Linked DNA regions of Homo sapiens: regions 2 and 3 are each linked to region 1. A link is an interaction called in ENCODE POLR2A ChIA-PET data of the cell type or tissue named here. Cell type or tissue: Panc1. All regions are shown on one strand. Each heading gives the region's core, and the rest is flanking DNA. Links, peaks and the distances in the headings are about the cores only.

Region 1 (8,810 bases), core at 2,182-6,181:
AATGTGGCACACATTAAGTACAGCTGGTGACCAGAGAGCCTGACATGCAATAACACTAAAGAGCCAAGGACAAGGGCAAAATCAGGCCACTATACCAGAAGAAGGAAGCCCCTGGCTCACAATGTTTACAGAGGTGAGGAGAAAGAGCAAGGGCAGGAGTGGAAGAGCAGCAGCTGGGCTGCTCTTTGGTCTTTCTAGTTCAAGAGACATGGCCTACTCTTTTTCCTCTTTTGCAAAGGGTCTGATTGGGATTGCAAGGTTCAATACAGCCTGACTATCCATTTATGGACATGGACACACAATAAACTGCATCAGATTCTACAAGAATGTCATAAGCAAGAAAGATAAGTAACAACTCCTTTTCATGTGTCAACCCTAAATGGCAGCAGTTACAAAACCAGTATGAAAAACCAAACCTCTATCTGATAGAAAAACATACTATAGGTGGAAGCCCATCTCCTTGGAAGATGTCACTGAAAGCCAAAGAGAGTGGTGAGGATAACAGAGGTTCTTATGAAGACTTGCTGCAGGCAGCCTTACATCCAAGCAGTCAAGGCTAGTAACAAAATTTAAGAGGCCAGCAGCAAAAATGCTGTTTGGGTTCTCTCTACTTTCTGAGCAGATAATAATGGGCGGTTGCTTAGGAAGGTACCCCCACAAGGGCATAATAAAATCACCCTCTGAGAGCAAATTTAGTCACAATCTGGGTGTATGATAAAGGACAGCAGGTAACCAGGGTGTGACCGCTGGATTGGAAGATAACTGAAGAATGTCTCAGCAGGATAAAGCCAGCAAAATGGAGGCCTAGGGAGAACATGGTGTTAGGAACCCAACATAGATCATCAGGGTCAATCTCCAGCTGAACACGTATCCCTAAGAGCATTAACGCCATGCCAGCAAGAACAGATCCTCACTCTCCTCTGGTGACACTGTCACTGCTTCACTTCCAGAGCTCCAAAAGCCAGGACTCAGAACAAAATGGAACCTCAACTAAAAAGCCCCCATTATTTTGCACTGGTTTCTCACCAAACAAGCAGCCTAACTCTCCAAAATAAGAGGGGGCTCAAATGAACTCTAAAAGAAATTCCAGTCTGGCCAACATGGTGAAACCCCACTTCTGCTAAAAATACAAAAAAATTAGCCGGACGTGGTGGCCTGAGCCTGTAATCCCAGCTACTCGTGAGGCTGAGGCAGGGGAACTGCTTGAACCAGGGAGGTGGAGGTTGCAGTGAGCCAAGATCGCGCCATTGCACTCCAGCCTGGGCAACAGAGCGAGACTCCGTCTCAAAAAAAAAAAAAAAAGATACAAAAATTAGCCAGGCATTGTGGTGCGGAGCTGTAGTCCCAGCTACTTGGCAGGCTGAGGTGGGAGAATCACTTGAACTCAGGATGTGGAGGTTGCAGTGAGCTGAGATCATACCACTGCACTCCAGGCTGTGTGACAGAGCGAGACTCTCGAAGGAAAGAGAGAAGGGGAGGGGAGGGAAAGGGGAAGGAGGGAAGGAGGGACAGAGGGATGGAAGGATGGATGGAAGGAAGGAAGGAAGGAAGGAAGGAAGGAAGGAAGGAAGATATTCTTACTGTGAGAATTCCTGCAGAATAATAAATTCCTCCTATGGTGAGAATTACTGCAGAATACAGTAGAACACAGACTTAGAACATATAATGATACGATACTATTTTTCAAAATACAGGAAGAAGCTTCACTAACTCCCTAGAAATTTTTGCAGTAAATATTTAAAAGTTTTCAGCATATATGTTTTACCTCAAAGCTAAAAGAGCTCAACTATAGTGCCAGGCTTGCTAAATGTTATGGAAAATGATAAAAGGATTATATGTATTCTACTCACTTATTATAGAGAAAAAGAAACAAACCCTTCCATACAGAACCCAGCATAATAATAGCTGTCATATGTTGGATACTTATCACACGCCAGGTATTTCCTTTCATTGCCTCTAATGATCACAGCTGAAAGATATTTATTTAATTCTTTTAACTTTTATTTTAGGTTCAGGGGCACACATGCAAGTTTGTTATATAGGTAAACTGCGTATCACAGGGGTCTGGTGTACAGATTACTTCATTATTCATGTAATAAGCCTCGTACCCCACAGGTAGTTTTTCAGTCCTCTCCCTCCTCCCACTCTCCACTCTCAAGCAGGCCTTGGTGCCTGTTGTTCCCTTCTTTGTGTCCATGGGTATTCAATGTTTAGCTCCCACTTATAAGTGAGAACAAGCAGTATTTGGTTTTCTGTTCCTATATGAGTTCACTTAGGACTATGGTCTCCAGCTGCATCCATGTTGCTACAAAGGCCATGATCTAGTTCTTTTTTATGGCTGTGTAGTGTTGTATGGTGTGTATGTATCACCTTTTCTTTATCTGGTCTACCGTTGATGGCCATTTAGGTTGATCATAACTTTGCCATTGTGAATAGTGCTGCAATGAACATACACGTGCATATGTCTTTATGGTAGAACAATTAATATTCTGAAAGACAGGTTTTTATTAACTATCTATCTTTCATGGATTTGGATTTCAGAAAGTGCAAGTTGCTTATTTAAAGTCATCCAGTGGAGCCAGGATTCAAACCCAAGTCTTTCTGACTCACAGTTCATAGTGTTGCTACTACACCAGTCTCAAAATTTTAGGAATGCAATACACAATTTTTAACATTTAAAAAACTATAAATGCAGTGTTGTTTACAATACTGAAAAATCAGAATTAACCTAAATGACTAATAATAAGAGATTGATTAAAGTATGGCACATCTATACAACAGATGTAGTCATTAAAACTGAGATTTTACAATAACCACAAACATCCAAAGAGCCAGAAACCAGGCTCTGAGCTTAGTGCTTTACATTAATTATCGAATCCACACAAGGACCCAATGGATGTGGGTACTTTTAAAATTCCATCAGGCAGGGAACAGTGGCTTTTGCCTGTGATCCCAGCAGTTTGGGGGGCTGAGGCAGGAGGATCACTTGAGCCCAGGAGTTTGAGACCAGCCAGGACAACATAGGGAGACCTCATCTCTACAAAAAAAAAAAATAGCTGGGCATGGTGCCACACACCTGTAGTCTCAGTCTCCAAGAGTCTCCAAGCTGAGGTGGGAGACTCAGTTGAGCACAGGAGGTCAAGGCTGCAGTGAGCAGAGATCATGCTAGTGCACTCCAGCCTGGGCAACAAAGCAAGATGCTGTCTCAAAAATTAAATTAAATTAAATTAATATAAAATAAAATAAAATTCCATCATACATATAAGGAAACAGGCTTAGAGAAGCTAGGTAACTTGCTTAGTTTCATAAAGTTATTAAGTGGAAATCATACTTCAAACCCAGATCTGTCTGTTTTACAGTCAAGCTCTTAAACACTTACTATACTATCATCTAAAAATTAGTTAAGGACATAGAAAAGATATGAGATAAAAACAAAGCAAGTTGCAAAGCATTACATACAGTATTAACTCATTTGGATTTTTTAAAAAACCACTTCATTGAGATATAATTCATATTACCATAAAATTCACACTTTTAAAGTATGCAATTTTCTGAACAAAAAAATCTGGTTTTTAGTATAGAGTTGTGCAATCATCACCACTATCTAATTCTAGAACATTTTCATCACCCCCAAAAGACACTCCATATGCATTAGTAGTCACTTCCCATTGCTCCCTTCCTCTAGCCTCTGGCAACCCTTAATCTACTTTCTGTCTGTGGATTTGCCTATTTTAGACATTTTGTATAAATGAGATCACACAATCTGTGGCCTTTTGTGTCTGGCTTCTTTCACTTAGTATGTTTTCAGAGTTCATCCATGTTGTACCACATGTAGGTACTTTATTCCCTTTATTGCTCAATAATATTCCAATGTATTATACCAAATTTAGGTCACCCACTCATCAGCTGATAAATATCTGGGTCATAATAGCCACATAAGATGACACTATTATGACTAATGCTGCTATGAACTTTTTTTTCTTTTTTTTTTTTTTTTGAGACAGAGTTTCACTCTTGTTGCCTAGGCTGGAGTGCAATGGTGCAATCTTGGCTCACTGCAACCTCTGCCTCCTGGGTTCAAGCGATCCTCCTGCCTCAGCCTCCCAAGCAGCTGGGATTACAGGCATGCACCACCACCTGGCTAATTTTGTATTTTTGGTAGAGACGGGGTTTCACCATGTTGATCAAGCTGGTCTCAAACTCCTGACCTCAAGTGATCCACCTGTCTTGGCCTCCCAAAGTGCTGGGATTACAGGTGTGAGCCACTGCGCCTGGCCTGCTATGAACATTTGTATACAAGTTTTTGTGTAGACATATGTTTTCACTTATCTTGAGTATGTATCTAGAAGTGGGCTTGCTAGGTCATATAAGAACTGTTTAACATTTTGAGGAACTGCCAGACTGTTTTCCAAAGTGGCTGCACCATTTTACATTCCCATCAGCAATGTATGAAAGTTCCCATTTCTCCACATCCTTAACACTTGTTACTTATTTTAACTACTCCAGTGGATGTGAAATAGTATCTCATTGTGGTTCCACTGGGTTTTTAAATATACAGCTATATACGCATGGGCATATGTACACAGAAGAATGCTCTGAAGAACATGTGTGGAAGATTGTTGCTATACCCATTAGAATGACACAGGAAGGCAAGAGATCTTGGTCTGTTTTGTTCACTGAGGTATTTCTAGTGCCTACAACAGTACCTGACATAGTAGGCCCTTGAGAAATACCAATGGATACTAATATGTATTTTCTAATTTTTCCATGATAAAACTTCTTTTCAAAAAATTTCAAGTTATTTTCAAATTTAAAAATACATAAAAATAAAAGGTATCTATCTTGACTACCAATTGAAAACAGAGTATTTTGAAATAAGGAAATTCTCTGGGTATTAAGTGGAAAAATCAAACTTACTCAACTTCCTGAGGCCTTCTCTCAAATGTTTAGTTAAACCATCTGCATACAAAAGAAATGTTAATGACAGACTTTTTTTCCACTGTGAATATATGATTAGTGAAGAACCTTTAGTGTATGACTGGTACTTCCTGAGCTCCAACTTCTCTCTTTCTGGTCTATCTCTAGACTAGGGCCAGCTGCCAAACAGGACCTATCAGGTTGGCCTTCAGCTCTACCCCCAGGAAGAAAGATGCCTCTTTTTAAAAGTCTGACAAACACACAGATTTATAAAGCCTATCTTTAAGGAAAATAGTTTGGATCACATTTATTTAATTGTTTATTTCAAATCTCACTCCAGGGCACTGTGCACCATTCTTCAAAGCCAGTCAGCTGGACAAAAAGAGTGTGGGAAAGCTAGTAACTGAAAACAGGAAGACAATTTGCTCAGCAATGAGAGGCAAGACATACATTACCTGTTTCACTTGTAGTCCATGACTCCAGATCCTTTCCAGGAGATCACAAAGGCTGGCAATCAGGGTGTTCTCTTCCACCCCTGTGATGTTCACCTCCCCATGCCCTAGCTCCACAGCTTCTCGGCCCATCTTTTCCACCAGCATCCTCTTGGTCTACAAGGAAGCAGTCAACAGGATTAAATAACCACAGTGAGCAGGATTACATACAACCGGAGAGGGTTCTGACAGCCTGCACAGTACATCTGTTGGGCTGGGAAGGACAGGATGAATTAGCCCCAAGGACACAGAATATATTTATACCCATGTAGGTCAGGTTACAAGGGAGTGCATGCTTTAAAAATTTAGTTAAGAAAGGCCAGGTGTGGTAGCTCACACCTGTAATCCCAGCACTCTGGGAGGCCTAGTTGGGCGGATCACAAGGTCAGGAGATCGAGACCATCCTGGCTAACACGGTGAAACCCCGTCTCTATTAAAAATACAAAAAAATTAGCCAGGTGTGGTGGCGGGCGCCTGTGGTCCCAGCTACTCAGGAGGCTGAAGCAGGAGAATGGCGTCAACCAAGGAAGCGTAGCTTGCAGCAAGCTGAGATCGCGCCACTGCACTCCAGCCTGGGCAACAGAGCGAGACTCCGTCTCAAAAAAAAAAAAATATGTAGTTAAGGAAAGGATAAGAACACAGCAATCTTTATGACTCCTGGCCAGTGATTTCATCACTCTGTATTCAGTTTTTGCATTTATGCAAGAAACAAATAAACCCTTCAGTCATGCTTATCTCTGACATTGTCTGATTCCCACTGCTTAAATGACCCTACCAAACAAACCTTTGAGCATACATACAACTTAGAAACATATCTGAAATAACTGTCAAGGGGACAAAAATTGAGGAGGTAATTTATTTTACATAAAAATTTTCAACTGCTTATTGTAAGATCATAACCAAGAAAACACATACTGCATAATGATAATCACAGTTTTTATTAAGTACTATGTCAGGCATTGTACTTAGCATTTCATTATCTCATTTAAGCCTCCTAACAATCTGAGGTAACTATTATTATTGTTCCCAATTTACCAATACGGAAATTGAGAAATACAGTAATCAATATACTAAATTTAAACATAGTATAAAACAATATAGTATATTTATAGTCTAAGTATAGTTTAATTCTCTTAAGTAACTTGCCCAAAATCTATACGTAATATAGCACTCTATTAAATTATATATATATATATATTGTCCAAAATGAAACAGCAAAGTAGCAATAGATCTGGCCTTTGAACCCATATCTGCCTGAACTTTGAGTCCAAGTTCAAAAGTAAGATTTAACTATGCTATAAATTTGTGATATATAAAAATCTAAGAAAAGGAAAACAAATCACCCCAATCCTACTTTTCAGAAGCAACAACTCTTAATATTTTGGCATATTTCTTTCCACTGTTAGTTTTTAACCTTCTTATTGTGAAATATATAATATATATATGCTATTACATCATTATGACCAGCGCCAGGCCAGTTCCTTCTTTTTTTTTTTTTTTTTTTTTTGAGATGGAGTTTCGCTCTTGTTGCCCAGGCTGGAGTGCAATGGCACAATCTCGGCTCACTGCAACCTCCGCCTCCCCGGTTCAAGCAAATTCTCCAGCCTCAGCCTCCCGAGTAGCTGGGATTACAGGCATGCACCACCACGCCTGGCTAATTTTGTATTTTTAGTAGAGATGGGGTTTCTCCATGTTGGTCAGGCTGGTCTCAAACTCCCGACCTCAAGTGATCTGCCCACCTCAGCCTCCCAAAGTGCTGGGATTACAGGCATGAGCCACTGCGCCTGGCCAGTATTTTATTTATAAATACTGTCTGTTTATATCTTTGAAGCACCCTACGTGCCCTCTTCCATTCACCTTCCCACTCTAGAAGTGACCACTTACCCAACGAAACTACAGAAAAGCAAGAAAATTATTACCTATATTTTTAACCCTAAAATATATGGTTTGGTTTGCCTGTATGTATCTTTAAGACAGGGTCTCTCTCTGTTGCCTAGACTGGAGTGCAGTGGCTCGATCATGGTTCACGTAGCCTCAGCTTCCCAGATTCAACTGATCATCCCACCTCAGCCCCCGCAGTAGCTGGGACTATAGGCATGCATGTTTCTTTTGTGATTTTTTTTTTTTTTTTTTCTTTAAGAAACTGGGTCTCAGCATGTTGCCCTGGCTGGAACCGAACTCCCAGGCTCAAGCAATCCCCCCACCTCAGCCTCCCAAGTAGCTGGGATCACAGGTGTGTGCTGATACTCCTGGCTTCTGATTTGCTTTTTCACTCGTTTATATTTGTGAAATTCATCCACACTGATGTGTATAACTGTTATCCATTTCCATTGTTGTATAGCATTCCACCACATGAATACACCACAATATACTTATTAATTCTCTTACTGATTGGCTTTCTCAACTGATTGGTTGTTTCCAGTTTGGGGCTATTAAAAGAATGCTGCTGTAAACTTCTTGTACATATCTCTTGGGACATGCTCCAAAAGTTTCTCTAGGGAATATACCTAGGAGAAGAATTACTAAACAATACTATGCTGTTTTCCAAAATCATCATACCAATTTATACTTTCAACAGCCTGTTGCCTCACGTGCAAGCCAATACTTTGTGATGTTACATTGATTACTATATTTCTTCAATTCTAGATGTATATTTTCCCACATATTAACATGTCTAAAATTGATATGTATTTCACAGTCATCATTGGCTAGGAATAGGAAGTTGTCACAGCCAGGTCATGCATCTCATGACTTAAGAATTTTGACAGTCCAGGCCAGTTGTGCAGTGCCTCAAACCTGTAATCCCAGCACTTTGGAGGCCGAGGCAGACAGATCACTTGAGGTCAGGAGTTCAATACCAGCCTGGTCAATATGATGAAACCCTGTCTCTACTAAAAATACAAAAATTAGCCAAGCATGGTGGTGCACTCCTGTAATCCCAGCCACTCGGGAGGCTAAGGCACGAGAATTGCTTGAACCTGGGAGGCAGAGGTTGCAGTGAGCCGAGATTGTGTCACTGTACTCCAGCCTGGGTGACACAGTGAGACTCCATCTCAAAAAAAAAAAAAAAAAGAATGACAGTCCAGCAGCTTAGAAAAAAAAAATGCAGAAATGCAGCATCACCAATGTTCTTCATAGTAGAAAGGCAGAAGAGACAAAATTGTATGGAAAAAAAAATCACAGATATTAATTACTCAGAGTGAACTGACAGAAGTTTTACACAAACACACACACACACTGGCCACAATGCCTGGCCAGAGTTTTTTTTAACCTAAATTTAAAATATCAGTACTGATATATTAATCAGGTTTTTTTTTTTTTTTTTTTTTTTTTTTTTTTTTGAGAGAGGGTCTCATTCTGCAGCCTTGACCTCCAGGGCTCAAATGATCCTCCTACCTCAGC
Region 2 (7,462 bases), core at 2,425-6,424, 120 kb after region 1:
GACCACCTTTGAGGCTGGGACCCTGGGGTGATATAGCTGGGCCACTCCTTGGCCTGCTGGCTCAACTCCTGCCTGCCACCCTCAAGGTTTGCTAAACTCAAGTTGTGAGTTATCAGCATATGTAACCTGGCCCCAGGGGCCCTGCAGCTGACAGGCAGAGCTGCTGCTCATATTTGTGTACATGGTACCATGAGACACCATCATTGTACTCATTATTAATTTATATGGTTGACGACAGTTTTCCAACAGATGGCAGTAAAATATCTTAAGAAAGAGGCACCTGGCCAGGCGCAGTGGTGCGTGCCTGTAGTCCCAGCACTTTGGAAGGCCTAGCTGTGAGGATTGCTTCAGCCCAGAATTTCAAGACCAGCCTTGGCAATGCAGTGAGACCCAGCACCCCCACTGCCATCTCTACAAAGAAAAAAGAAAGGGGCATCTTCTTTTTCTTTTCTTGAGATGGAGTCTCGTTCTGTCTCCCAGGCCAGAGTACAGTGGTGCGATCTTGGCTCACTGCAACCTCGGCCTGTCGGGCTCAAGCGATTCTCTCACCTCAGCCTCCCAAGTAGCTGGGATTACAGGAGCGCTCCACCATACCCTGGTATTATTATTATTATTATTTGTATTTTTAGTAGAAATGGAGTTTCACCATGTTGCCCAGGGTGGTTTTGAACTCCTGAGCTCAGGCAATCCGCCTTGGCCTCCCAAAGTGCTGAGATTGCAGGCATGAGCCACCGTGCCCAGCGACATCCTTTTCTACTTCATCCAAAACCACCATATGAGCTAACAGTAGGGCTATGTTGCCCAGCGTGCTGCTAACAAATAGCAGAACACAAGACTCTCAGAACCAGAAAGTCAACATTCATTGTGCTGTCTCACCACATGGCTTCCTCCTGTGCCTCTACTTCATTCTTTTCTTGTCTTCCATCCTCATTTATCAAATCCAACATTTCTCTACTAAACAGAAAAGCTACTGGGCGCCGTGGCTCATGCCTGTAATGCCAGAACTTTGGGAGGCCGAGGCGGGTGGATCACCTGAGGTCAGGAGTTCCAGACCAGCCTGACCGACATAGTGAAACTCTGTCTCTACTAAAAACACAAAATTAGCTGGGCGCGGTGGCTCATGCCTGTAATCCCAGCACTTTGGGAGGCCGAGTTGGGGTGGATCACGAGGTCAGGAGTTCAAGACCAGTCTGGCCAACATGGGGAAACCCTGTCTCTACCAAAAATACAAAATTAGCTGGGCGCAATGGCGGGCACCTGTAATCCCAGCTACTCAGGAGGCTGAGGCAGGAGAATTGGTTGAACCCAGGAGGCAGAGGTTGCAGTGAGCCGAGATCACGCCACTGCACTCCAGACTAGATGACAAAGCAAGACTCTGTCTCAAAAAAATAAAAAAGTTAATTTACTTAAATGTGTGTGAAAGTATATTGTAAGATGTAAAACAAGCTATACAAAGCAAGGTATGCTTAATTTAATATTCTGAATTGGGGGCAGCTTATTAAACTTTCATTAATTTCAGAGAATCTTATCATGTCTGAGCTGTAAGGATCCTGGACCTTAGACCTCTTTATTCTAGATGAGAAAAATGAGGATGAGAGCTTAAGCAATATCCTGCCTCAAGTCACCCAGACTAAGTTTGTCCCAGATAAAGAAAAATAATAATGAGAATACTGAAAACTGCAATGAGATGTATCTTCTAAACATCTTAACTATGACCACCGAATGATTATCAGGAAAGCTTCAGCCCTTTTGATTATACACATTTTCAAAAAGCCAGAGAACTTTAAAAAGATTCCTTCATAAACAACTCATTGTATGTACTAGAAATATTTACTTGGCCAGGCGCGGTGGCTCACGCCTGTAATCCCAGCACTTTGGGAGGCTGAGGCGGGCGGATCACCTGAGGTCCGGAGTTCGTGACCAGCCTCAACATGGAGAAACCCCGTCTCTACTATAAAAATACAAAATTAGCCAGGCGTGGTGGTGCATGCCTGTAATCCCAGCTACTCGGGAGGCTGAGGCAGGAGAATTGCTTGAACCTGGGAGGCGGAGGTTGCGGTGAGCCGAGATCACGCCATTGCACTCCAGCCTGGGCAATGAGAGCGAAACTCCGTCTCAAAAAAAAAAAAAAAAGGAAATATTTACTTACCTCAACTATTTATTTAGCGACAAGGTCTCACACTGTTGCCCAGGCTGGAGTGCAGTGGTGCTCACTGCAAACTCCGCCTCCTGGTTTCAAGCAATTCTCCTGCCTCAGCCTCCTGAGTAGTTGGGACTACAGGCGTGAGCCACCACGTCCAGCTAATTTTTGTTATTTTTAGTAGAGACAGGGTTTCACCATGTTGGCCAGGCTGGTCTCAAACTCCTGACCTCAGGTAATCTGCCCATCTTGGCCTCCAAAAGTGCTGGGATTACAGTCCTGAGCCACTGTGCCCGGCCTTACCTAAACAATTTAAATTGCTTTAGAATCTTCAAAAGCCGGCTGGGCTTGGTGGCTCACGCCTGTAATCCCAACACTTTGGGAGGCCTAGGAGGGTGAATCACCTGAGGTCGGGAGTTCAGTCTGACCAACGTGGAGAAACCCCATTTCTATTAAAAATACAAAATTAGCTGAGTGTGGTGGGTGGCACGTGCCTGTAATCCCAACTACTCCGGAGGCTGAGGCAGGAGAATCGCTTGAACCTGGGAGGCAGAGGTTGCAGTGAGCCAAGATCGCACCGTTGCACTCCAGCCTGGGCAACGAAAGCGAAACTCTGTCTCCAAAAAAAAAAAAAAAAACCTCAAAAGCCAACAATTACAAGTTTTAAATATTTTAGCCAGGCACCGTGGCTCACGCCTGTAATCCCAGGACTTTGAGAGGCCGAGGCGGGCGGATCACGAAATCAGGAGATCGAGACGATCCTGGCTAACACGATGAAACCCCGTCTCTACTAAAAGTGCGAAAAACCAGCCGGGCAAGGTGGCAGGCGCGAGTCCCAGCTCCTCGGGAGGCTGAGGCAGGAGAATGGCGTGAACCCGGGAGGCGGAGTCTGCAATAAGCCGAGATGGCGCCACTGCACTCCAGCCTGGGCGACAGAGAGACACTCCACCTCAAAAAAACAATTTTTAAATATTTTGTTGTTTTTTTTTTTTTGATACAGTCTCGTACTCTCGCCCAGGCTGGAGTGCAGTGGCGCCATCTCGGCTCACTACAAGCTCCGCCTCCCGGGTTCATGCCATTCTCCTGCCTCAGCCTCCCTAGTAGCTGGGACTACAGGCGGCCGCCACCACACCGGGCTAATTTTTTGTATTTTTAGTAGAGACGGGGTTTCACCATGTTAGCCAGGATGGTCTCAATCTCCTGACCTTGTCTCCACCCGCCTCGGCCTCCCAAAGTGCTGGGATTACAGCCGTGAGCCACCGCGCCTGGCCTGTTTTGAGATGGAGTCTCACTTTGTCACCCAGGCTGTAGTACACTGGTGTGATGTTGGCTCACTACAACCTCTGCCTCCCGCGTTCAAGCGACTCTCCTGCCTCAGCCTCCCAAGTAGCTGGGATTACAGGTGCACACCACCACACCCAACTAATTTTTTATTTTTAGTAGAGACGGGGTTTCTCCATGTTGGCCAGGCTGGTCTCGAACTCCTGACCTCAGGTGATCCACCCACCTTGGCCTCTGGAAGTGCTAGGATTACAGGTGTGAGCTACCGTGCCCGGCCATTTCATTGTTCTTAGTGGTGAAAATGTACATCGAAATTTAAGAATATACTTTTATTCAACGAAGAGTTTGTTTTTAGTTTTTTGAGACAGAGTCTGGCTCTGTTGCCCAGGCTGGAATGCAGTGGCACAATTTCATCTCATGGCAACCTCCACCTTCTGGGTTCAAGCAATTCTTCTGCCTCAGCCTCCCAAGTAGCTAGGACTATAGGCGTGTGCCACCACACCTGGCTAATTTTTCATATGTTTAGTAGAGACGGGGTTTCACTGTGATGGCCAGGCTGGTCTTGAACTCCTGACTGCAGGTGATCCACCTGCTTCGACCTTCCAAAGTGCTGGGATTACAGGCGTGAGCCACCTTGCTCGGCCAGAGTTTTTTAATGTAAGTACTTCCATGAAATAAATCCCAAATGTGACATTTAGGTTTCTCCAATACAATTTATTATTATTACATTTTAGCTTGCATTTACTAAGTGTCATGGAAATATTATACTCAAAATAACAGAGCTCCAGAGAAAGACAGTTAACTAAGAAAGAACAGTTTCACTTTCTTAGCTTGTCAACTCCTAGTTAGCCTGCTTGCCTCCGCACCACAGATGCTTGTCTTCTTGTGGTTGTTACCACAAGCCAAAGCTTGAATTTACATGGGCATCAGGCCAAGTCTGTAAATCCGTGAAGACAGGCCATCAACTGCATTGAGGGTACAGCCTTGCTGAAGGGTCCTTTCTTGACAGTCAATGATGATGAATCTGGAAAAACTGTCTATTCTCTTAGGAGAAGAAAATATACCCCACCTAAAGTCGCAGCTACCATTAACAAAAAAAAAAATTAGCAAAGGGAAAGAATCAATGGTAAGGACAGTAAATATACTCTGAGAATAGAGTAAGTACAATTTACACACGCTGGAGTAAATAGTGAAGCTTCTACTGAGTTCTACTGAGTCTAAGCTCTTTTATTTTTAAAATTCTGATAAAAATTTACTCAATTACATTTTATACATTAATATTTAGTGAATTTGTCCAAAAAGGCTATGTTTAATTTATGTGTAAAAATAACAAAAGATGTATCAGTCAGTCTCTGGGCAATAAGAAAGGAAGAAAGCCTTGCTAGAAATAATAAATAATCTCACGCAAAAGGCCAGGTGACATAAGAATACTACAATAATCAATATGTTTTCTTTGTATTTACAATAAAATCCATCTGTTAACACTGTGATAGAAAAAATAATCAGTCCACATCATGTAATAAAAACAGGCTTTGAGGATGATTATACCTCTTATAATAAAAACATACAAGGATTTCTCACAGCTAAAGTACTTTTCAACTTTGACAACTAATAACAGTCATGGGTGAAGGTAAAACTGACAGAGTACTTTAGATCAGCTATGTCCTACAGTCAAGGAATCAAGGGCATTACCCATTTACCAAGCAGCAAAAAGCACTTTCATTTTTCCAGAACTATTTAAATACAGTAGTTGCCATGTGATCAGTTAATTTTACTTTGTGAGTTAGATAAAGTAAAGACTAAATTGGGAAACTGCAATAAGTAATCAAAAGTAGCTCCAAACAACAAAGCCATCAATAGAAACAAAAGGCATTTTTCTAGGTGTATCATGCATAAAAAGAATAATTACATAATATTATTAAATATATTCCTTAATGACCAGATTAATAAATGAGGTAAAATTTAGTCATTGGAACAAATAAACTATATTTAATCACTTGTGTTTTGCTGTCACTGTTTAAAATAATTAACTTAATGTCTAAAAACTACATACTCTTGAATGTTTGCTTTTTAGAGCCCCTTGTGGGATATTAAAGAGCCATAACAAATTATCTGAATATAAATTATCAATACCAGGCTGGGCACAGTGGCTCATGCCTGTAATCCCAGCACTTTGGGAGGTGGAAGTGGGCATATAGCCTGAGGTCAGGAGTTCAAGACCAGCCCGGCCAACATGGTGAAACCCCGTCTCTACTAAAAACACAAAAATTAGCTGGGCACGGTGGCACACACCTGTAATCCCAGCTACTCAGGAGGCTGGGCCAGGAGAATCGCTTGAACCCAGGAGGCGGAGTTTGCAGTGAGCCGAGATCACACCACGCACTCCACTCCAGCCTGGGCAACAGCAAGACTCCGTCTCAAAAAAAAAAAAAATTATCAATACCAAATATGATACAGTTATGTAATACCCATTTTGCATATGCACAGTGGAAATACTGTAAAAACTACAAGATGAAAGAAAACCGACTGGCCAGAACTTTAAATTTCAGACTAATCCATGATAAAAATCTAGATGATAAAAAACAAAAATAAAATTAACAAAATAGATAACTTGATATCCTTTCCATATTCAGTCGTCTACTAACATGCCATCTCCAAACAAATCCATTACCTCAAAAGAGGAAGAAAATGGGCCAGGCGCGGTGGCTCACGCCTGTAATCCCAGCACTTTGGGAGGCCAAGGCGGGCAGATCACGAGGTCAGGAGATCGAGACCATCCTGGCTAACACGGTGAAACCCCGTCTCTACTAAAAATACAAAAAAATTAGCTGGGCATGGTGGCGGGCGCCTGTAGTCCCAGCTACTCAGGAGGCTGAGACAGGAGAATGGCGTGAACCCAGGAGGTGGAGCTTGCAGTGAGTGGAGATCGCGCCACTGCACTCCAGCCTGGGCGGCAGAGCTAGACTCCGTCTCAAAACAGAAAAAAAAAAAAAAAAAAAAAGAGGAAGAAAATGTAAATCTCTTTTTAAGTTTTCCAGTTTATGCTCTGAAAAAAGCCTAACATTAACAAAACCTGCAACACTACTTTAAAAAATCTAGAATTTAAAAATATCTATTTTAGTTATTAAAGATAAAAAATATTCAATTAAATTGAATGAATTAGCTGGATCAACAATTTCCTACCACACTACTATTATCTACAGCTACCCTTGGTATAATAATTTATAAGATGTCTAAGATGTCTACCTTAACTATTGATAGCACTTTTCACAGTATACCAATTTCCATTTTTACTTTCTTCTCCCCTTGTCACTTAAATGTATTACTTTAACTATCTGATAGGAAATTTTATTTTACAAATTCCTTGTTTAATTACTGAAGAGGTGATTTTAAAACATAAATGGATGCACCTGTTAATCCTGAGATGGTGATGACAGCAAAACTAAAAATCAGATGATTATTTTTACTCAAATTTCTGCTTTAGTTTTTTTTGGAAGATGGCTGGCAGAATAGAAAGAACAGCCAAGATCATCAGAATAAATATTGAGTTCCAGGAAACAGCTTCTCCTGCTGTTGTAAGTTGATACAGTGTTGTTCCTGCCTTAATGGCTACAAAAGAAGGAGGTGCGACACCTGAAATAAAATATAAAAAGATACAGTAAAAACCACCGCAATTGTTTTTAAAAAATTAAAATGTTCTGTGTGCATAAAGTTTCTTAAAACAACACAGCTATTTCCATTTTGGAAAAAAAATTAAGAATTTAAAGCTCAAGTTTATTTCCATATAAAGAATTCAATCTTTCCTAATCACCTCTTAAGGATAATGATTTTTTTTTTTTTTGAGACGGAGTTTCGCTCTTGTTGCCCCCGCTGGAACACGATGGCGCGATCTTGGCTCACTGCAACCTCCGCCTCCCGGGTTCAAACAATTCTCCTGCCTCAGCCTCCCGAGTAGCTGGGATTACAGGCATGTGCCACCACACCCGGCTAATTTTGTATTTTCAGTAGAGATGGGGTTTCTCCATGTTGGTCAGAATGGTC
Region 3 (7,462 bases), core at 2,425-6,424, 890 kb after region 1:
GTCCCCTCACTAATATCAAAATCTGCAGATAATCAAGTCCCACAGTCAGCCCTCAGGAAGCTGCAGATATGAAAAACTGGCCCTTGATATCCACATATTTTTCTCTCAACAACCCATCTATACTAAATTCCATAACCCTATATCTCAGGCTTATTTGTGACTGCAATAAGCCTTTTTATTCTAGAATAGCAGCTATCAAAAGAGTCCCCAATGTCAAAATTATTTTCATAATAAACCTAAGATATTGGTTGTTTCTTTACTGTGAGTAAAACTGCTTGTGTCTTAATAGGAATCAAAGCAGTGGCACCAAACTATACTAGTAATTGCTGTATTCTTTATAGCTGCACATTTGCAATAAAAAAGTCAGTTTTAATTGAAAAGGCCCTTGATGAGGCAATAAACATTTTAATTTCATTATAACTGGCATTATATATGCCAAACATATTTTGGCAGACATGTATTTGGCAGACATTTTCTCAACATAAATCAACTGGGCCTGTCACTTCAAGATAAAGATCTAAGACAATTTGTTATCAATGATAAAATATGAGCTTTCAAGCACCTGAGAGTTTTGTAATATTTTAAGACTTCTATGACAAATATTATCATACTATTAGTTAATTTATATTTTAAGTATTATATAGTGACATGTGTCAATATTTGGAAGCTGTATATAACTCACTAAACCCATATTTGTCAAATGACCAGTGCATGATATTATAAAATCATGCATGTGAAAGATCCATTCAAAGTGCCCAGTAGACCAACAGATTTTAATGTAACCATAAGAAAAGTTCACAGATGTGGTTACAAATTCCACACTGTAACTAACCTTTAAGAAACTACTATTCATTGGATATTGGAGCAGTATATAAAGAAAAGTATCCGTAATTATCTGAAAAAGCTACTAAATACTCCTTCCTCTTCCAATGACATATTTTTGAGATTTGATTTTCTTCATATACTTCAACCAAAAAAATCAAATCACAAGAGCTTGAATGCAAAAGCAGGTATGAGAATCCAGCTGCTTCTATGAAGCCAAATATCAAAGACATTTACAAAAATGTAACACAGTATCACTCTTTTCTGTATTTTTTTGTTTTGGAAAAGATGGTTATTTTTCATAAAAACATGGTATTTTTGTTAACATGGAATGGGATTTTGTTATTTAAAAGTGGGTAAATTTAAAAAAAAATTTTATTTTAGTTGTGGCTGGGTGCGATGGCTCACGCCTGTAACCCCAGCACTTTGGGAGGCTGAAGTGAGTGGATCACTTGAGGTCAGAAGTTTGAGACCAGCCTGGCCAACATGGTGAAACCCCACTTCTACTGAAAATATAAAAATTAGCTGGGTGTGGTGGCACATATCTGCAATGTCAGCTACTTGGGAGGCTGAGACAGAAGAATCGCTTGAACCTGGGAGGCGGATGTTGCAGTGAGCAAAGATCGCGCTATTGCACTCCAGCCTGGGCAACAAGAGAGAGACTCCATCTTAAAAAAAAAAATTAGTTGTAATTTCTAATATATAAATGAATTGATAAAACCACATAAAACTCTTTTAGAATTCTCAATAATTTGTGACAGTATAAAGGGTACTGAGACTAAAAGTATGGGAACTGCTATTTTAATGAGAATGGGTGTTAACATGTAACTATCCTTGGCTTAAACTACTTGGGTAGCAGAACGGTATAATCCTTGGTAGAACTGGAAAGTTTTATCAGGCTACAATAAAAGCCAAAAATATCTTTCAAAATCCTTTTACTTTCTCTCAACAAACTTCTTTCGTGAATAAGGTACATCATTTTCTAAAATGAGCCTCAGAATCAGGAAGGAAGTATGTGAGCTTAGGTTATAACATAATGTAACGATACAGCCTGCATCATCAGTTCTACCACCACCACAAACTGCCCCTCTGATAAAAAGTGAATCAGTTCTGTGAATTAACAGCAAATAATCCCATTCTCATAGAAGTCTGTCATTCATATCATTAGCTAATCACTAGGCTTGGTAAATGGTACTAAAAAACATACACTAGAGAATGATGACTGCATATTTTCACATCTTTAAAGAAACTACAGGTTTTCAATAAGGACAAACAAAATCCCTTCATTTTAGTTCTAATTCTACCAAATATATTTGACTTCTCAAATTGAAGTTACCTAACAGAAATAACAATGCAACTTTTTATAACCATATACATATAGGCATATAAGTCCCCTCTTATCCATGGAGGATATGTTCAAGATCCCACAGTGGTTACCTAAAACTGTGGATAATACCGAACCCTGTATGTACTATGTATGTATGTATATGGAACCCTATATGTACTATGTTTTTTCCTATACATACATAACAATGATGTTTAGTTTATAAGTTATACATAGTAAGAGATGAACAATAACTAATAATAAAATATAACAATTATGATATTAGACTATAATAAAAGTTATATGAATGGGGTCTCTCTCAAAATGTATTATTGTATTATACTTGCCCTTCTTATGATAATGTGAGATGATTTAATGCCTCTGTGATGAGATGAAAGGTGAATGACATAAACATTGTGACATAGCTATAGGCTACTATTGACCTTCTGATGGTAAATCAGATAAGATGGCTACTAAGTGACTAATGGGTGCATAGTGTATACAGTGTGGATAAGCTGGACAAAGGGATGATGCATATCCCAGGTGGGATGGTGTGAGATTTCATCATACTACTCAGATGGTGCATAATTTAAAACCAATGAATTGTTTCTGGAATTTTCCATTTAATATTTTTGGACCTCAGTTGACCATGGGTAAATAAAACCACAGAAAGCAAAACCATGGGTAAGGGGGAAACTACAGCAGATCTATTAAATGAGCAGTCAGATATTTTGCTGCCTGAAACTAGAAAAAATAACTATTAATGTGCCCATTTTTCTCAAATGCTTTGCACATATAGACAATATAAGAGAAATATACCAGAATAACAAAAATGTCCATAGCACTGTGATTAAATTGAATGATCTCTTGAAGGTGAAATATTATAGGTTTCAATATTTCCCAAGACCTTCATCTGCATCCATAAATGTTTAGCTATTGAGCCATGTTTTAATGTATAACATTTAAATTAAATGTGTCTCTTTTTAAAAAGCCTGTAAGAAAATTCCTTCTCCTAATAGAAAATAATAAACATATAACATCGAGAAAAAGAATGTGAGAGTTTAGATAGTAAGACCACCTTAGTTACTTAAATAGCCTCATAAATATGTTAGTTTACACTATAAGAATAATTCTGTGATTAAAAAAGTATTACCCTTAAAACTTTTGGGAAATTCCAAGGATCAATTTTCAAATCCAATAGACTTCTTCAAAACTCAGCTTAATGTGACCACAGCTCAAATAGTATAGTAATTAATGGTTGGCCTGGTCAGATTTTTTTTACTAAATTTTTCACAAAGAGGTTGTTAAGATAGTTAACTAGACACTGGTTACGTATGAGATCCTCTATTTCACACGTAAATGACATTAAATATATTGTGCATTTAAAAATACCATTAGAATCATAGTTTATAGGAAATTTTGAATTCTATATTCTCAAATAAAATACAGTAACATAGACATAGTCTATGTTACACAGTTTACAAAAATTCTTTCTCAAAGGATGAAAAGAAATGACCCTAACCTGCAGTTAAATGAGTCTTTTTCAAATTCACTGTATCATAAGATTAAGCAATAATAGATTTGGGAGTATCAGAATACAAACTCACAATTTAATGAGAAGTACTCCTCATAGAATTTGGATTTCAAATATAACAATGCTAGCTGGTTTAGTCTTTTCCATTCTTAACTAAAAATGTGTTAGAGAAATAAACAATGAGGATGTGGACATTACAATTCTTGAACCTGGGTTTAAGTCACACTTCTGACAGGAATGTGAGGAAAATGTTTAGACAGCTGGAGAGTAGTCACTAAAAGATAGTAAGCAGGATGATAAGCATTATACAAACAGGATAAAAATCAGGATTTTTCTCTCCCCAGTGTCTTTATAGGCAAACAGGAAAAAAAAAAAGCTATCACAGGTGCAAAACCCAAAATGTTTAGAATCGACTGTCATAACAGACTGACCTAACACTGTGCCCTCCTTTTTTCAAGTCACTGAGAAAACACATATATTTGTAATGGCAAAACATACCACATAATCTCACAATACCGTTTTGATACCTGCATGAGTGTATGAGCAACGACTTGTTTTTGACAACTCCCTTCTACCTTGACTTCACCATTTCACACATACCATGCCCATAAAAATGTTAACAACGTATCTGGGAACAGGCAATGTGGGAATCCTTTTCAGGATGTTCTTCTGTCTTTGTTTATCTCTAGTTTTCTTTAAGAACTTAGTATAACCTATAAGCAAATTATACTTCAAGTTTGCAAGGCTGGAATTGTTAGACATTGCTAAACTCTATATGTTAATGCATTACAAACACCCGCTTTGTTTACTTGCTTGTTTGTTTAATTGCCCAAATGTATGAAGTAGATAACTTGCAAATAGGCCATCCATCTGCAAATAAAAGGTACGTGCTAATATAATAATCTCTCAGGTTTGTAAGATATTTTATATATAACCATATCTCACAAGACTCATTCTACAAACAATGAAACCAAGACTGTTAGACATTAAGGTCATAAAGAGTTTGTGGCACTGGCAGGACTAGAATCCAAGTCTCTGCATTTCTATAAACCGTGTTCTTTCACTTCTAAATTACCTTCATAAATCACCTTATGCATATTGTTTTATGCTAATATAAATACATGGCAGAAAAACTTAAGAAATAAAATGAAAGTGAAATAAATTTTGTAACATGTAACATTTCCTAGCAACCATTTATCTCTGAAGGTATGCATGTATGTATGTATGTGTGTGTGTGTATTTATCCAAAGGAGGGCATATTGTATATATAGTTATGAATCCTGTTTTTCTCCCCTTCCTATAACATGTATTTTCCCATGTATTTATATATTTTTAACATAATTATTTTTAATAACTGAATATTATACCATCATGTAGATATAGATAAAATATCATAACCAATTCCCTATTGTTGGTTAAGATGTTTATAATTTTTTATAATTAATGCTGAAATAAGCATAGTACTATATAAATATTTCCAGATATGTCTTTTTATTTTCTCAGGGAAATAGAACTGGTTTTCTAGAGCATGCACAAGTTGAGCACAAAAATGTTTAATTATCCTTGAATTCCTTTTTAAAGGTTAAGCAACCCCAAAATTGTTTTGTTTTTCCTGATACATTTCTAAAGAGGACAGAAAAGAAGTGATAACAAAGAACTGTTATTATAAACTATATTCTGACCAAAGAAGAACTGATTTGTGAATAAAGTAACAGAAGCTTTAGGAGACTGAAGTCTGTGCCAAGCCAGGCCAGGGCAGTGTCAGATGTGTGCTCTGAACATTATATAGATATTCTTCAAAAGTTTGAAAAAAGACCCAGCCTGGTGGCTCATGCCTGTAATCCCAGCAATTTGGGAGGCTGAGGCCAGAGGACCACTTGAGCCTAGGCATAAGAGGCTGCAATGAGCTGAGATCGCACCACCACACTTCAGCCTTGGTGAAGAGTGAGACCTTGTCTCGGAAAAAAAAAAAAAAATTAACCAAGAGTAGTGGCATGCACCTGTAGTACCAACTACTCAGAAGGCTGGGGTAGGAGGATTGCTTGAGCCTGGGAGGTTGAGGGTGCAGAGAGCTGTGATCATGACACTGCACTTGAGCCTGGGTGACAGAGTGAGATTCTGTTCTTCCACCAAAAAAAAAAAAAGTTCAGAGAAAATATAGTGGGCAGAAGACTTTGGAAGAGAAGTCAATTTAAGAGTTTGTGACATCTCAAACATTTTGTTTTTACAGAATAATGCATGTCACATATAGGCCCAATTTTAATAAGCAGCTTTTGATAAAGTATATACTTAAAAGGGACTATCCAAAATTATTTGCTTAAAATGGAAACTTAACTGAAATGGGTCACCTATATTGCTTTTGGTAAAAATTTACATCCAGATATTTTATTACTACTATACAACATTTGCATTGTCCTCACCACAATAAAACTTTCATTACGTGTAAGATAATATGATTGTCTGCCTAGAGAATACATACAAACTGACTAAACACTGTTTCAACTAGTAAGAGTTTACTTAGGTAGGCAGATATACAAACATACACAAATCAAAAGTTTTCTTTGACATCAGCAATAAGCAATTAGAAAAAAGATCCTATTTGTAATCTTAATATGTTCTCAAAGACAAAGGATAAGCTAACCTAACTTCTAAGTTTTGAATATTTTGGTATATCAGTCTCATGAACAGATTAAGGCTTTACATTTAAAAATTTCATGACTAAGGCCCCGAAAGTAAATGCAACAAAAACAAAAATAAATGAAGCAGACCTAATTGAACTAAAAAAGCTTCTGCAAAACAAAAGAAATAATCAACGGAGTGAACAGACAACTTATAGAATGGGAGGAAAATATTGTTAAACTATGGATCTGACAAGGACTAATATCCAAAATCTATAAGAAACTTAAATCAGCAAGAAGAAAACAAATAATCGTATTAAAAAGTGGACAAATGACATGAACAGATATTTCTTAAAAGAAGATATACAAACGGCCAGGAAACATGAAAAAATGCTCAACATCACTAATCATTAGGAAAATGCAAACTAAAACCACAACGAGATACCACCATGAGAATGCCCATTATTTTTATTTGTTTGCATGTTTTTTTTTTGTTTTTTTGTTTGTTGTTTGTTTTGAGACAGTCTTGCCCTGTCACCCAAGCTGGAGTGCGGTGGCAAGATCTCGGCTCACTGCAACCTCCACCTCCCAGGTTCAAGCAATTATCTTGCCTCAGTCTCCTGGAACTATAGGCGTGCACCACCATGCCTGGTTAATTTTCGTATTTTTAGTAAAGACGGGGTTTTACCATGCTGGCCAGGCTGGTCTGGAACTCCTGACCTCAGGTGATCCACCCACCTCAGCCTCCCCAAGTGCTGAGATTACAGGTGTGAGCCACCAAGCCCGGTCAGAATGGCTATTATTAAAAAGTCAAAAAAACAAAAGATGTTGGCATGGATGTGGTAAAAAGGGAACACTTATATGCTGCTGCTGGGAATGTAAATTAGAATTGCCTCTAGAGTAAACAGTAAAGAAATTTCTCTAAGAACTAAAAGTAGATCTACCATTTGATCCAGCAATCCCACTACTGGGTGTCTTACCAAAAGGAAAAGAATTCAGTATATGAAAAAGACACCTGCATGAATTATGTTTATCACAGCACAATTCACAATTGCAAAGATAAAGAATCAACTTAAGTGCCCACCAACAGATGAGTAAATAAAGAAAATGATACACACACACACACACACACACACACACACACACACACACACACACACCATG

The links. Peaks named below come from ENCODE experiments on the same cell type or tissue, not always from the same donor. Only the 100,000 strongest peaks of a DNase experiment are listed, where the experiment ranks them.
Region 2: POLR2A ChIA-PET joins it to region 1 with 9 read pairs; 6 of 35 experiments call an interaction of 5 or more read pairs at or near these places.
Region 3: POLR2A ChIA-PET joins it to region 1 with 5 read pairs; 2 of 35 experiments call an interaction of 5 or more read pairs at or near these places.

What each region holds. Positions count from the first base shown.
Region 1 is chr11:9,155,341-9,164,150 of GRCh38, forward strand. It overlaps DENND5A (DENN domain containing 5A), which reads right to left. Exons shown (of 23, transcript NM_015213.4): 12 at 5,373-5,525. Among named protein-coding and RNA genes, the nearest start is that of SCUBE2, 68 kb to the left of the region's middle. In Panc1, for the core only: no CTCF peak of the experiment used is centred there; a DNase peak (open chromatin) is centred at 3,764.
Region 2 is chr11:9,276,540-9,284,001 of GRCh38, forward strand. It overlaps TMEM41B (transmembrane protein 41B), which reads right to left. Exons shown (of 7, transcript NM_015012.4): 7 at 4,115-7,054. The coding sequence ends at 6,885. Among named protein-coding and RNA genes, the nearest start is that of TRL-CAA5-1, 5.0 kb to the left of the region's middle. In Panc1, for the core only: no CTCF peak of the experiment used is centred there; no DNase peak of the experiment used is centred there.
Region 3 is chr11:10,048,115-10,055,576 of GRCh38, forward strand. The region is part of intron 2 of SBF2 (SET binding factor 2); the gene reads right to left. Among named protein-coding and RNA genes, the nearest start is that of SBF2, 240 kb to the right of the region's middle. In Panc1, for the core only: no CTCF peak of the experiment used is centred there; a DNase peak (open chromatin) is centred at 2,677; H3K27ac peaks cover 4,000 bases.